Linked DNA regions of Homo sapiens: region 1 is linked to region 2. Evidence: chromatin contacts called from ENCODE Hi-C or POLR2A ChIA-PET data. All regions are on one chromosome and are shown on one strand. Each heading gives the region's core, a stretch centred on a gene start or an enhancer-like site at or near the end of the contact. The rest is flanking DNA. Distances are from core to core; before and after follow the strand shown. Region 1 holds the start of CYP39A1 (cytochrome P450 family 39 subfamily A member 1). Region 2 has its middle 51 kb from the start of ADGRF1.

Region 1 (4,889 bases), core at 620-3,119, 340 kb after region 2:
ATTATGTCTTTCAAAATAAGTTTTGTTTTCTCGCTGGTTTGTTAAATGATGCTTCAGGTTCCTGAAGTGGTTTGTACTTAAAACCATCCCACATTTTGATTCCCATCCATTCTCCACACACAATTCTCTCCATGAATTTTTAACGAGGAATAGTCCTGTATAAAAGCCATTGAGTCAGAGGGGGACACATCAATTAAAAATAAAACCTGGAAATATCATTCAGCAATCTGCTTTTAGATCTTTTTAAGCTGATGAATTTTATTTCAGTAAAAACAATGAAAAGTAAAAATTCTCCATCATTTTCGAAAGGAGAGACATTAAAAAATAGAGGGGCTAAAAGGCAAAAATGGAAGAGCACGAAACAACTGATCATGGCTGGCTATGCTAGAATTAAAAAATAAACTCTTAAAATAGGACCAACTAACATTTACAAATGATAACGCATCAGAACTGTTCTTTTTATTTTTTTGTAACAGGCAAGAAAATGTAAGGGTAATCTTAAAATACACAGTTAAGGCTTCACAGGAAACACATGAGTATACTACTCACAAAATCCTTGGAATAAACGCTACTTGCTCATTCAAGGGCATCATCATTCCACTCTAGATGGCCTCTTAAAGTTTTTTCTTACTCATGTAGGCAGATGTAACTGCTCTTCTATGCTTTTATGACACCTAATAATATCTTCATTATAACAAGTAGCACATTATAATTGTCTTTCTCTGTCTCCCCAGCAGCCTGTAAGAAGGTCAGAACTGGGTCTTTTCAAATATATATCCACAGTCCCTGGTATTGTAGGAATTATAAAAATGTCGCAACTAATGGGTGTCCTGCCTTGGGTTTAGCAATCATATATTATTGACTTCTCAGAATCCTGCAAGGTAAACAGTATAGATGAATTACACTCAAAGAGGTCAAGTAGTCGATGCTCTGTGAGTGGCAGGTTAATAACGGAAGTCCCACAAGGTAGGTCCACAACTTGGACCCACAAGATAATGACAGTGTGGCTGTGTAAGACTATAAACCACAGAGATGATCTCAGTAAGGATGGAAAACAGATTACGTTTTTAAAAAGGTCATCCTCATGAAAAGGAAAATGATTCCTACAGAGGAATGACAGCTCGCGAAGCTTCTTAAAGTACAACATTCAAGCACCACAGCACATGCCTAAGGGAAGCATTAGAAGAGATTAGAAGGAAAAGGCCGTGGAGACCTCAATCCCTCCTCCTCCCACCGCGGGCCTGGCCTCCACCGCCACCTCTGCCAGGCGGGCATGGAAGGGGCGACCTCTCCGATGCGCACTGCCGGGCGCGAAGCCGCCCGCGCACCCTCCCCCAGCGCGGCGCGTGCCACTGGCCCGGGAGGCCCAGGCGTGGGCAGCCGGGTACCTAGCTCGGCCACGGTAGCCGCGCAGCCGGACAGTAGGAATTTGCTCGCTCGGGGCCATCTCTGGGTCAGCGGCAAAAGCCTCTCCTCCTCCTCCGGGACGGACATTCAGCAGTAGCGCAAGACGATAACGCACTCCTTCTCGCCGCTGCGCTGCACCGCGCCGCGGCGGCCGCTTCCCTGCCAGGGCGGCCCCTTTTCAACCGGCGAGTGGCCGGGTGAGGACCATTTCCCTCGTTCGGCTCGGCCGGGTGGACCCGCAACCTTCCTAGCAGTCCCAGCTGGAGTGGTCCAGCTGCCCCTTACACCCCAGAATAGAAAAACACAGCGGAGCCCAGGAGGTTACTGGGCAATGTAGTCCGCCGGGCTCCGCTACGTCTCTGATTGGCCGGCCGCGGGTCCCTCTGCGGCTCCGCCCCCGGCCTCCATGGCAACGCGGCTGGTTCTCGCCCGTCAGTCCTAGCCCGGCCCTGCCCCTCCTTGCATTTTTTCCGCGCTGGCTGAGATTCAAAGAGAAGTGGAGGTGGGAGGGAGCGACAATGGAAAAATCACCTGAAAACTGGGACAGAGGAAGGAAGCTACAGTTACGAAGGAGAGCTGCAAAAGTTGCAGCAGAAAGGTTGGGAGTCCCGACAGGTTCCGTAGCCCACAGAAAAGAAGCAAGGGACGGCAGGACTGTTTCACACTTTTCTGCTTCTGGAAGGTGCTGGACAAAAACATGGAACTAATTTCCCCAACAGTGATTATAATCCTGGGTTGCCTTGCTCTGTTCTTACTCCTTCAGCGGAAGAATTTGCGTAGACCCCCGTGCATCAAGGGCTGGATTCCTTGGATTGGAGTTGGATTTGAGTTTGGGAAAGCCCCTCTAGAATTTATAGAGAAAGCAAGAATCAAGGTATGTGGTCGTGGCAGACGGGGTCTCCAGAGGAGACAATGCTTTCTTTTTTAAACTTTCTTTCATTGACTCTTAAGTGCAGGGCTAGAACACGGGGAACATACCTGCTTGCCTCAACTAAAGGATCTAGTCATTTCTGAATTCCTCTACTAACAATTAACAACAATATCCTGTGCAAAATTTTGCGAAAGAAATGAAATACAATTGCAGCGTGCATCGACATTTTTGGAAGTAGAGATTAACTTTTCGTATTTTTACTTCATCGAAGTTAAGTTCCAAATGTGTATGTGTTAAGTAAATGTTTTCAGTAATTGGGAAAGATAAAGTGTAATCCAATTTAAGTTTGTGAAAATGAGTAATTCGTATCCAAATTGGAGTTAACACCAAAGTATTGTACAAATTGCTTGCACAGTTGGTCCGTACACAATAAACAGGCTCTGTATTTTTAGCTGACGTTGTTATTTGATGATGATGTACTCCATTTTCACTACGGCCTGAAGAGACTAGTAATCCTCCTTGTAGTAGATGTTTTTGTCTTGAAAGTATCTTTTAAATGTCTGAGCACTTTAAGGAACAGACCTTTATTAATGTCTTTTAAGTTTTATTCAATTTCCAGTCACAAATATTTTATGGTATTTGATTGTCTAATAAATTTGTATGATATTATAATTATTCTTATGAATTATAATACTTTCTGTGGTGACCCATTTTCCATCTGGTTAGCCCAATTTGTAGAATGAATTTATACGTAGTAGCATTATTTTACCACTGATCATTTGCCTTCAAAATCTCTGAGATTCCAATTTAGTAAAAAACATATAGAAAATTAAAGAGAACTAAGATGAAAATAAAAATAACCCAGAATATCACACCAGCTGTACTGTAAAAATTTAGTGTATTTATATTATTTTGGTCATTTTCCTATGTATTTACAACTATTTAATGAACAACAATGGAATAATAGTATAATACTCTTTTATGTGCTTTTGATTTTAACATATAATGTGAATGACTTTCCTGTACCATGAAATACTTTGAATCTTCCTTTTATGGCTATATTTTGTCATAGGAGGATACAATAGTTTACTTAAATCTCAATAGTTGGGTTTATAGGTTGCTGCCAAACTTTTTTCTTTCAGCCAGTGCTTCAGTGAACATTCTTGCGTGTTTGTGTGCATGTATTGATTGTGTGGTTGTACATTTTGCAATTATCTGATTGTTTACTCAGAATAAATTCCTAGGAGTAGAATTGCTGAGTCAAAGGACATGCACACTTAAATTGTTTATATGAATGTGTTACTTTTGGAAAAAGAAGTATGAATATGCAATTTTTATTTTCCATTGACTGTATGCAATTGCCTAACTTCTCAAATCCTGGGCCATACTGAATACCATAATTCTTTGCAATTTTTGCTAGTCTGATAGATGAAACATTATATCTCCTAAAGAAATACTCCTTTGTCTCCCACAGCCTTCCTTATGCATATGATCTTGATAATTTTTAAGGAACTGTTTTTTTACAAGCTTGTGTCAGAAGGCTAAATATTTGTGAGGTCTCTATTGCTTTCCTGACTAAACAAAACAAGTTATTGCTGGACTCTGTGTCTCACACCTGTAATCCCAACACTTTGGGAGGCAGGGGTGGGAGGATTGCTTGAGGCCAGGAATTTAAGACCAGCCCGGGAGATATAGCAAGACCTCATTTCTACAAAAACTAAATAGAAAAATAAAAAATTTAATCTGGTCCAGTGGCACATGCCTGTAGTCCCAGCTCCTCGAGAGGCTGAGGCGGGAGGATTGCTTGAGCTCAGGAGTTCCAGATTCCGGTAAGCTATGATTGAGCCACTGCACTCGAGCCTGGGCAACAGAGCGAGACCTTGTCTCTTAAAAAAAAAAAAAAAAAAAAAAAAAAAAAAAAAAAGAATATGACTGCATTATTTGATGTTTTACTACTAAAAGCTTTTAAGGTTCACTCTTGTCTTTTCTTGTACCCTTAATCTGGGCAGTATGATAAAAAAAAAAGCCAGAGTGCTCCCACCTTTGGTGCCAGGGGAGATTCAAATCACACAAACCTCAACCTTCATGCAGGAAGGCTCACACCAGCCTACCCCCTAACCACAATGAAACCCTAAGACCTGTCTCTTTTCACTGTTTTCTCAAGTCATTTTCAGATCAGCTTGAGAGGACTGCCCTTCTTTCCCCAGAGAAGTCTCATTGTGTATGAAATAAACCTCTTCATACCCTCTCAAGGTGTGTATGTGTGTATGTGTGTGTGTGTGTGTGTGTGTGTGTGTAAATGTAGTAATTGTCTTAACATCCAAACCAGATCTTGGGTGGGGGTCCATTCTGAGTTTTCGCAGTGGCTGCAACAGGTACTCAGTAGACTTGATGCGAAATTGCATCTAAATGGCACCTGCATAAGACACTACTTATGGCGTATTGAACCTTCAAGAAAAAACTTCTAAAACTCCATCATTAGCTAACACTCTCAGCTTCTCATGCTCCTCTAGAAGACTGAGAAGAGACAACTTTGGTGACCACAAAAACATCTTCCCATTATTTTTATTTAATCTTTGAATAGATCATGCATTTATACGGTTCAAAAAAT
Region 2 (5,416 bases), core at 1,842-4,341:
TGGGCTGGAGATACATTCCTGGGGTCACCAGCATAGGGATGGTGCTTAAAGCCATAGGACCAGAGGAGATAACCTAGCAGGGACTGGTGGAAAAGTGAGGAGATCCTTGGTGTACCCCACCATTTACAGAAAGGGAGAGGAGCGGAGGAGGATCCGGTAAAGAGGTGTGAGAATGAACACCCTTGTGAGGTAGAAGGAAAACCAGGAGAATGTTATGTCCTAGAAGCTCAGAGAAACATTTCAAGAAGGTTTTCAAAGACAGCAACTGGGTTAAATACGGCTGAGAGTCAGGGAAGATGAGGCCCCTGACTTGACTATTTGAGTTTGAAACATGAAGATCATTGATGTACTGATATAATAGGACCTCAGAGTAAGAAATTCCAGTGTCAGGAAGTTTCACCTAGAACTCATGTTTAGACTTTGCATAGCCCTCTATTGAATAAGCTCTTCCAGATCTGTAAAGAATTATTTTAGAAAGATTAATTTTCTCCATTTCTCTTACGCTTCCAGAACAAATGAAGGGGCTGACAGAGGGTCACTCTGTAGTTCAGTGTTTATCAGACTAATGCAAATGTTGGTAAAAGTCCCATTCTGTTTCTTTCCAAGTGGTTCTTTTTTTTTAAATTATACTTTAAGTTCTAGGGTACATGTGCACGACGTGCAGGTTTGTTACATATGTATACATGTGCCATGTTGGTTTGCTTCACCCATCAACCCTTCATCCACATTAGGTATTTCTCCTAATGCTATCCCTCCCACAACCCCCCACCCCCCGACAGGCCCCAGTGTGTGATGTTCCCGCCCTATGTCCCAGTTCTCATTGTTCAATTCCCACCTACGAGTGAGAACATGCAGTGTTTGGTTTTCTGTCCTTGTGATAGTTTGCTGAGAATGATGGTTTCCAGCTTCATCCACGTCCCTGCAAAGGACATGAATTCATCCTTTTTTGTGGCTGCATAGTATTCCATGGTGTATATGTGCCACATTGTCTTAATCCAGTCTATCATTGATAGACATTTGGGTTCATTCCAAGTCTTTGCTATTGCGAATAGTGCCGCAATAAACATAAGCGTGCTTGTGTCTTTATAGTAGCATGATTTATAAACCTTTGGGTATATACTCAGTAATGGGATCGCTGGGTCAAATGGTATTTCTAGTTCTAGATCCTTGAGGAATCGCCACACTCTCTTCCATAATGGTTGAACTAATTTACACTCCCACCAACAGTATAAAAGCATTCCTATTTCTCCACATCCTCTCCAGCATCTGTTGTTTCCTGACTTTTTAATAATTGCCATTCTAACTGGCGTGAGATGGTATCTCATTGTGGTTTTGATTTGCATTTCTCTGATGACCAATGATGATGATTTCATGTGTCTGTTGGCTGCATAAATGTCTTCCTTTGAGAAGTGTCTGTTCATATCCTTTGCCCACTTACGGATGAGGTTGTTTGGTTTTTTCTTGTAAATTTGTTTGAGTTATTTGTAGATTCTGGATATTAGCCCTTTGTCTGATGGGTAGATTGCAAAAATTTTCTCCCATTCTGCCTGTTCACTCTGATGGTAGTTTCTTTTGCTGTGCAGAAGCTCTTTAGTTTAATTAGATCCCATTTGTGTATTTTGGCTTTTGTTGCCATTGCTTTTGGTGTTTTAGTCATGAAGTCCTTGCCCATGTCTATGTCCTGAGTGGTATTGCCTAGGTTTTCTTCTAGGGTTTTTATGGTTTTAGGTCTAACATTTAAGTCTTTAATCCATCTTGAATTAATTTTTGTATAAGGTGTAAGGAAGGGATCCAGTTTCAACTTTCCACATATGGCTAGCCAGTTTTCCCAGCACCATTTATTAAATAGGGAATCCTTTCTCCATTGCTTGTTTTTGTCAGGTTTGTCAAAGATCAGATGGTTGTAGATGTGTGGTGTTATTTCTGAGGGCTCTGTTCTGTTCCATTGGTCTATATATCTGTTTTGGTACCAGTACCATGCTGTTTTGGTTACTGTAGCCTTGTAGTACAGTTTGAAGTCAGGTAGCATGATTCCTCCAGCTTTGTTCTTTTTGTTTAGGATTGTCTCGGCAATGTGGGCTCATTTTGGTTCCACATGAACTTTAAAGAAGTTTTTTCCAATTCTGTGAAGAAAGTCATTGGTAGCTTGATGGGGATGGCATTGAATCTATAAATTACCTTGGGCAGTATGGCCATTTTCACGATATTCATTCTTCCTATCCATTAGCATGGAATGCTCTTCCAGTTGTTTGTGTCCTCTTTTATTTCATTGAGCAGTGGTTTGTAGTTCTCCTTGAAGAGGTCCTTCACGTCCCTTGTAAGTTGGATTCCTAGGTATTTTATTCTCTTTGCAGCAATTGTGAATGGGAGTTCACTCGTGATTTGGCTCTCTGTTTTCTGTTAATGGTGTATAGGAATGCTTGTGATTTTTGCACATTGATTTTGTATCCTGAGATTTTGCTGAAGTTGCTTATCAGCTTAAGGAGATTTTTGGCTGAGACGATGGGGTTTTCTAAATATACAATCATGTCATCTGCAAACAGGGACAATTTGACTTCCTCTTTTCCTAATTGAATACATTTTACTTTTTTCTCTTGCCTGATTGCCCTGGCCAGAATTTCCAATACTACGTTGAATAGGAGGGGTGAGAGAGGGCATCCTTGTCTTGTGCCGGTTTTCAAAGGGAATGCTTCCAGTTTTTGCCCATTCAGTATGATATTGGCTGTGGGTTTGTCATAAATAGCTCTTATTATTTTGAGATACATTCTGTCAATACCTAGCCATCTTGCGACAACCTCAAGTGGTTCTTCTGTGGAAAGACAATCTGCATTTTATAAGAAGGCAGTAGGCCTATACTGTACTTACCCTTATCAAACTTCAGGGGGCAGTCCAGACCAAGAAATAAATCCTGGACAACTTCCTTAAACCTTAAATACACCTGAAATTCACTCTTGAATTTGAGGGTGCAAAAGGCGTTTTAATCTCACCACTCTAATTAAGGGCAATCTGCATTGTTGCTGCTTTGGTTTGTATAATAAAGGAGATTAGGGATCTGTAACTGTAATAGCTCTGTTTCCTGATGGCAAACAATGCCTCTGTTTCCTGGATTTATGCCCAAGTGTGCTGGTAAACACTGAAGACTGCTTTAAGCAAAGCGGGAAGTAGCCATGGGTGTCACGGAATTTTTATCTGCTAGAAAAACAGTGTTTTTGTTTATTATTATTATTATTTGAGTCGTATCAATGGGTTATACCTTGGATACCTTGGGCAAAACAGAGTTAATTCAAATATGTGGTTTGAAAAATAGATTAGAAATATTCTGTGCTTTTTGGATTCATTTCTTACTTTGGGAAGGAATAGTCTGGAAAATTTTATATAGGTTTGTCAGCCTAGAGCCCCACTTCCGTGGATGAATTACATAAAACTGTTTACAGATTCCACTTTGTACCCAAGGTCTTAGGGTGGAGGGAACAAAATAAAACAAACAAACATAAAACAGTGACTTGAATGCAGTACAGAGATTTGCGAGGTCCCCAGGGATTGGCCTGGAACGCTCAGGGCTGCTTTGCAGTTAACTCCTCAGCCTTCACCACTGTGGCGTGGGCTCACCTTAGCAAGCTCCCCTCCCTTGTTCGGAAAGCCTCCCCACTGACCTCACCTCAGGAAGCAGCAACAGATTATATTTTATCCATAGATGTGTATCCCTTTTGGAGAGAAATTGTACACTGGGGCTGTCTTTTAACAGAATAACATTCTTAACACCACGCCATGAGGTAATTTTTCCATATCCTTTATCTGAGAGTCTCCTGCTAACCTGGGCAAAGTGGAGGAGGGGTGAGACTGGAGAAAAGAACTAAAAGAGGTGATGGGGAAGAGTCCCCCTAGTTCACTGATTACCATGAATTCTCCCATAGGGGGTCCACATTTCACCTGGCTTGATCTTAACCAAATGTGCCCAGTTGTATTTCCTTGATTGGCTCCTGTGGGGGAATGGGGAGATTTTTCTGTGGGACAGGGAGTCTTTGGGAGACTTGGGGTCTAGCTTCTTCCTGTTGTCTCCTTGTATTTCAGTTTCCCATCTGTAAAACCACAGATCCACATTCATCTGATAAGCTTAAAGGTCTCTTCTATCTCTGACTTTCTATAATTCTGGGTCTCTTCATGAGTATCACGCTGGGAGAAGAGAAATTTATCACTGAAGAATAGCAGCCCAAATGGGTTTGGCAAGACTTTATCTTGCTGGGTAGAAATTGTAGATAAAACATTGCCAACAGCTACATTATGCCAACCAAATGGGAGGCAACGCCCCTTTGGAATTCTGACCTGATGTTCGAAACCAGAGCAAAGGAGTTCCTCAGTGTGATGTGCTGCCAAGGGACACATTGGATTTGTGGATAAGGTTTCCTAGTTCTTAGATCTCAGCCATATCCCTGAACACGGATGGGCAAGGCAGCTTTGAATTCCATGACAACATGCTGCTGGGCACTGCCAAGGATAATTCTTCACAGCATGAAAGCTTTGCCTGGCACTGGTGATAATGTGACTCTCTCTTCCTGAGGTAGTCTGGGCAGGAGAGCCAGCCCTATCTGTCTTCTACTTCACCACATTGTGGGAAATGTTATGCAGCCACCCCTTCCCCAACAACTAATTTAAAAAGGGTGAAATAAAAAAGTCACATTCGTGGAATCACTTCTATCATCTATGCTGATAATTGTTTACATATGAAAGTCTGCAACAATATGAATTTCTCATAGCCTGCTTTCTCTTAGACCAGAGAATGGTTCTCAGGAGTATCCCCAGCGGGCAGCATCAGTGTCACCTAGAACTTATTGGAAATGCCAATTCTTGGACTTCTCCCCAGACCTTCTGAATTAGAAACTCCAGAGCAGAGCCCCAGGGACCTGTTATTTTAGCAAGCTCTTTGGTGACTCTGGTGCACACTCAAATTTGGGAACCACTGAGATAGGGAATGTTAGAGACCAAGGGCTGGAGGTTAGGATCAGCAGAATTGTGAAGCTGGAGAGTAGGGGATGGGGGTGAGAACTTGTTTCCATTTTATTTTCTATTAGCAACACTTCTGTGAGCATCAGTAAGCAAGAAAGTCTTGGTAATGATGTGAGCAGAGAAGTGATTAATGCTGGGTGGTAGTATTCTGGAAAATGTAATAGAACTGTTAAAAAGAAAGAAATGGGTTTGAGGCCTGCTTCCAACACTTACTAACCATATTAACTTGGTTACATTACCAAAGTTTGGTTACTTCATCTGTAAAGTTATTGTTGAGAGTACATGAGAGAAGCCTGAAAGTTCTTAGGATTCCGGTATTTAGTAAGCATTCAACAAATGGTGGCTGTTATTTACATTAATGACACTAATGTTAATAATAAAACATGAATTCTATAGAACATCATTACTACTG

Evidence for each region. A loop is a pair of places that touch in the nucleus more often than their neighbours do. ChIA-PET counts read pairs that join two places held with the same protein, here RNA polymerase II (POLR2A). Pooled maps may share reads with other maps.
Region 1: a map of endothelial cell of umbilical vein shows a loop between it and region 2 (14-fold over the local background). The contact joins the promoter of CYP39A1 here to the enhancer-like site in region 2. A Hi-C loop is called at or near these places in 3 of 168 maps with a recorded cell type or tissue (PC-3, chondrocyte and endothelial cell of umbilical vein) and 5 of 50 pooled maps. POLR2A ChIA-PET finds 5 or more read pairs at or near these places in 1 of 52 experiments (MCF 10A).

What each region holds. Positions count from the first base shown.
Region 1 is chr6:46,649,798-46,654,686 of GRCh38, reverse strand. It overlaps CYP39A1 (cytochrome P450 family 39 subfamily A member 1), which reads left to right and starts at 1,869. Exons shown (of 12, transcript NM_016593.5): 1 at 1,869-2,281. The coding sequence starts at 2,105. It overlaps SLC25A27 (solute carrier family 25 member 27), which reads right to left and starts at 1,712. Exons shown (of 9, transcript NM_004277.5): 1 at 1,389-1,712. The coding sequence starts at 1,494. RefSeq lists silencers at 1,275-1,374, 1,805-1,894 and enhancers at 1,555-1,684, 1,915-1,964.
Region 2 is chr6:46,988,578-46,993,993 of GRCh38, reverse strand. No RefSeq gene overlaps it. Among named protein-coding and RNA genes, the nearest start is that of ADGRF1, 51 kb to the left of the region's middle. Within about 2 kb of position 3,091, at least 8 of the 41 ENCODE cell types and tissues checked have a DNase peak (open chromatin) inside an H3K27ac peak, as active enhancers do; they include PC-3 and endothelial cell of umbilical vein, where a contact is called at or near this core.